Regions from separate parts of the Mus musculus genome. Here region 2 is linked to region 1. Evidence: chromatin loops called from intact Hi-C (ENCODE). Cell type or tissue: left cerebral cortex. All regions are shown on one strand.

Evidence for each region. Peaks named below come from ENCODE experiments on the same cell type or tissue, not always from the same donor. Only the 100,000 strongest peaks of a DNase experiment are listed, where the experiment ranks them.
Region 2: a loop joins it to region 1, with 2.2 times the contacts of the local background. A loop is called at or near these places in 2 of 42 quality-filtered maps.

What each region holds. Positions count from the first base shown.
Region 1 is chr6:118,978,349-118,980,848 of GRCm38, forward strand. All of the region lies in intron 3 of Cacna1c (calcium channel, voltage-dependent, L type, alpha 1C subunit), which reads right to left. It overlaps Gm50599 (a long non-coding RNA gene), which reads right to left. Exons shown (of 2, transcript XR_001785462.2): 2 at 1-2,500. Among named protein-coding and RNA genes, the nearest start is that of Gm50599, 35 kb to the right of the region's middle. In left cerebral cortex, a CTCF peak has its summit at 1,506; a DNase peak (open chromatin) is centred at 2,029; H3K27ac peaks cover 1,603 bases.
Region 2 is chr6:119,077,526-119,080,025 of GRCm38, forward strand. The region is part of intron 1 of Cacna1c (calcium channel, voltage-dependent, L type, alpha 1C subunit); the gene reads right to left. Among named protein-coding and RNA genes, the nearest start is that of Cacna1c, 30 kb to the right of the region's middle. In left cerebral cortex, no CTCF peak of the experiment used is centred here; DNase peaks (open chromatin) are centred at 1,564 and 2,308; H3K27ac peaks cover 1,164 bases.

The sequences.
Region 1 (2,500 bases):
TGTAGAGTCAGGCGCTTGTGGCTTCTTTTATAACGACGCAACCACGCAGAGATTACTGTTGTCATAGTAGAGAGGGCAGAACATGCAGACTATCAAAATCGGTGACTGGTAAATATCTTTGAGACATTGTATCTGAAGTCCACTGATTTGGTTTGGGTAGCAAAGCCTCAAGGACCCATCATGACTTTGATCCATTGTCCCTCTCACCAGACTCAGTTCCAAGAGGGCAGAAACTGCATTTAACTGGACATCTTTCTGGCCTCAGCATCTGGTGTCGCTCTGTACAGATCATGAGTACATGATGAATAGGTTGAAGGGAAGGGGCAGGGAGAGAGGCACCTGACTCAAACATGGCAGGCACAGGCAACAGTGCTATCTGGCCTAAGAGAAGACCTTCTCTCTGAGAATCTAACTCTACATTCTAAGAACCCAGCCACTCCCTGCTGAGGTCTCTAGCCTCAAATCAGCCCAACTAGCTAAGCTATGAAGATGGGTGAGACCGCCGTCAATAAGATTTCAGAGCTGCTCACGGCTTTACAAACACAAGCAGCAAGTTTCCAGATACCCCACAGACACTTCGCCAAGGACAACACTCCAGACCTCTACTAACGAGGCCATGCATTCACAAAGCCAATAGTCCAGTATCCAGGCTTGACCTACTAGTCTCGTACTGGGCTCTCCACTGACACATGTTCAGAAAGGAAGTATCGACTTGTCAACCACAAACTCCCTGATCATGTGGGCCTTGAGCTGAAGCCCTGGGAAGTAGGGTTGCCAATGGATGCTGTCTCCCATCATGCCAACACCTGCCCTGACCCACAGGTTCACTGCAGGGCATGCCCTTGACCTCAGAGCACAGGGAAGTGGGTCTGACACTACTCAGAGAAAAGGCCATTCTTAGATGGCCTATGGTAAAATAACCCCCACCTTTAAAGCTCTCTTCCTTAGGAAGCCACCACCTTGGTGTGCAGGAGCTACAACCTAACCATGTACTTCCCTGTCTGATGCCATCAAAGCCCAGTTGCAACTGTAAGCTAAGATGCAAAAGATTCATTGAACCTGGCTCTAGTCAGTCAAAATATCATCCATGTGGTGTGCGCAAATATGCCTTGGACAGATGACTGATGAGAACGTTAACCTTATCACCCTGCCTTGTTCCTGACGCCCAGGTCACCAAGTGCACGGGGAGGATGCTAGCACAAGCCCGGGTGACCTGGGCTCAGTATGTGTAGCCCTTGTCTCTCACACACACCCACTACCAATTTCCTAGGCTTCGGGGTGAAGGTGCTACCATCAAACCCAGGCTTCCTCACAGAAAAGGGAGACAAGGCAAGCAAAGGAAGTATTATCCCCCCAAAGCCATTATAAGCAGCCGTCTTCCCACCTTCCCACAACAGTACTCACTATTTGGGGTCATTCCATCAGCCCAGCTTACCCTGAACTCCCGATGACATTGTAAGTTCCTATGTCCAGTTCTGGCTCCCATGAAAGCACACACAGTGGCCTTAAGGAAGTCACAGGAACTGCAGGTCCCAGAAGGACCTCCTGCTAACTCTGCCTTCCTCCTCCTGCACAGAGCAAGATGCCTCCTTACTCTGCATCTGCCATTTGGGGGTTAAAATAAAACTTAAATCTTCTCCCCTCCTCCTCTTCAGTGTCTGCCCCTCCCTTCCCCTCCCTTCCCTTCCCCTCCCCTCCCCTCCCCTCCCCTCCTCTAACATGTGTTCCTGTATTTTATGGAGTGTGACTTTCTGCATCTCCAATACAAGCGACTTAGCAGACACACACATTTTAAGAGTATGTATCACTTAAAATAACTGAATTTTAAACCTCCTGATTTTAGTTGAGAATTTGATTTGAGGACTAGAGAGATTTGGGCTCTTAAGAAAACAAAGAAACGGCTATTTTGAAGAAACGTGTGAATAATTTTTAAGGAACTGATGGCTAAAGATAAAAAAGAACCAGACTTGCTTTCTGCCCGTCAGGTTTTCCTGTGGAATACAAACACCCTTCCACGCAGTTTTCACAGAGGAGGTTTCTGAAACTCAAGACAGAGATTTTAGACCCCACCTCCTTTTGCTGTATTTCTAAACTACAGTCTTTACCCTTAGCCAAACAACTGCCAACAGGGCGCTGTGTGAAATGCAGTTGACAACCACCATAAGCCAGCTGCTAACTGTTCAAAGTGGCACACGGTCTGCAGAGAAGCCCCCGGTCTGCTTCACAGACGTGCGCACACAAAAGCATGCCCACATACGTGCACGCACACACGAGCACCACGAAACAATTTGTCTTCTGAGAATCATCAAATCTCGGCAATGACAGCTCCTCTCGGTGGATTTCTCATTATTATAACTTTTTTTTTTTTACTTTTAAACTGTTTTCACTTGTTTTTTTTTTTAATTAGGTATTTTCCTCATTTACATTTCCAATGCTATACCAAAAGTCCCCCATACCCTCCCTCCCACTCCCCTACCCACCCACTCCCACTTTTTGGCCC
Region 2 (2,500 bases), 99 kb after region 1:
AGGAGGCAGGAGGGTGAAGGGTAGAGATGATCACGGGAATGAGGACGTGAAGGAGACTGGGTTAATACAGGGACATGGAAACTGGAAAAAGTGCCTAGGAATATGGGGTGCTGGGGATGCACCTTGATGCACAAAGCCCTGAATTCCTATCCCTGGCACCCAGGTAAAAGCTGGGTGAGTATGTAGGCCCACCTGCAATCCCAGCACTCAAAAGGCAGAGACAACAGGGACTCCCTGGAGCAAGCTGGCTAGCAAGACTAGCCACCAGGTGATCACAGTCTCAGTGAGAGACCATGCCTCAGTGAATAAGGTGGGGTACAGTAAAAGGAACAACCAAGGTCCACTTCTGGCCTCCACATACACACATGTGCCCACACACGTGCAAACACACACACACGCTCGCATCTATACCATACACATAGAGAACAAGGAAGAAGGGAGAACAAATGGTGGCTTAAAAAAAAAAAAAAAAAAGGCAGTTGCTCCTGTCCGCTCCAAACGGAAGAGGAAGGCCTGATGGGCAGAAATAACGGATGGCGGATTTCTGCTCAGGATGAGGAAGAACATTCCAAAGATAAATGCTACTTAAAACTGGATGGACTGCTTATGGAAGGCAATAAAGTCCCCAGCTAGATGGCCTATGAATGAGGCCAAGCCAAAATCCAGGCGACGTGAGGAAGGAGCCTAGGATAGATCAGAAACTCCTCACCTTCCGTATTCCAAAGGCCAGTAACACATCTTCCCACTTGCCCTATAAAGTTCTCAGATGTCATTCTCATTGCCCCAGAACAGGCATCTTATCACCAAAGAGGCAGAGAAACCACCAACACCGAACAAATTGAACTCTATAAAAACTACCTATGGCTTCCAGCGCTGGAAGCTACAGGAGACACTAATCACAGCCCCACCCATCTTACTCAATGCTGTAGTCCCAGGGTCCAGCATTTAGTAGACACTCAATAAATATTTGCCCTATGAATGGCAAATGAGCGTGCTCACTTAATTTATAAAACCCTGGCTTCCATGGAGTCAGACAACTTCTCTGCCCCATCATTAATGGACAGTTATTGACATCTTTGGCTGTTCCTGGCACTGAAACATGGCCCAGTAAGGGCATTAGCTTCCCACAATCCACTCTCTGAGGACTGGGAGAAACAATGCCTGTGTCTATATTGTTTTGGGGTTTACAAAGCCTGTCTCCTGCATACTCTCACTAAGTTCCCTTCACAATAAAATAGTAAATACCATCAATTTCAACTGGAGAAGCCAAGGAACCACGCCCTTACCAAAGCTGACCGGAGAGGGTTGGTTGGGTAAAAACACAGACCCAGCTTTCCACTGCTGGATGACCACTGCTTCCATTCACCTCAGTGTCTCCCAGGAAAGGTACAACCGGATCCTCCACTATACCTCCGGGAAGTCAGAAAGGTCTGTGTTAGACACAGAACCAAACACACAGGCCTCCACAGCACGGGCTGCTATAGCAATGCTGGAATTTGCAGACAGGGCCTTTGTGGGGAAAGCAGAGATTGGAGATGCCCACGGCTTCCGTTAGCAGCAAGCCAAGAGCCTTTGTTTGCCTTTACCTCACCATCTGTCCCCAGACCTGCTAGTGCTGGTGAGTGAGATCAGGAGCCCCGCTGGCTGTTATGAATTTGGTCTTAGGTCTGCCCAAATGCACAGAAAAAAAACCCTCCTCAGAGGAATGATGACGCGGGAAACCAGGAACAGGCACTTAGGAACAGGCACTTTCCTTCCCTTCTGCATTTGAACCGGGTTACCTGGGGCCACGGAGGAACTTTTTCAGCCTAAAACTAACTGGTTGTTCAGAAAAACAAACAGTACATGATTAAACAAATCCAGGGGAGGGGGGCAAGAAACAGCAAAAACTATTTTCACAGACTTAACCAATCAATTCAGTATATACATGTATGAGAACATACACACTTAAGTGTACATGTGTGTACTTACAGATAATGTACATATCTAGGGTATAAAGTAGACTTGAATGCTATTGGTACCTCTTTTCCAGAGTGTGACTAGATCAGGGTCCAAAGCGCTTAGTAACGAACACCCAGCACTGGATCTATGTCACTGATAATTTCTCGGCCAAACTAATATTCACAGGCCAAAGCACAGCAGAGCATCTCTGCATGGCAGGGTCAAGGTGCCAGAAGCATCCTTAGCAGATGGCAGAGGCAGGTGTGTATGGGCGGCAAGAGAGGCTGATCCAGCATCATGATCATTACTGCATTTCCTAGCAACACCATGCTGGAGATGTTGTCTGAGTACCACACAGAAACTCAGGAGACAGCAAGCCCAGGCTTGTTCAAATCAAAACAAAGATTGAGGAGACCCAGCTGGTCCACGGAACACATGGAAAAACACAGCGTTGGTTCTGAATACGACAAGTTCCACACTCCCAAGAATTTGAGGGGAGAACTGCGGCATTCCACGTACAGGAGTATAAAAGGCCAGTATCGGACTTTTTCAGAAAGGC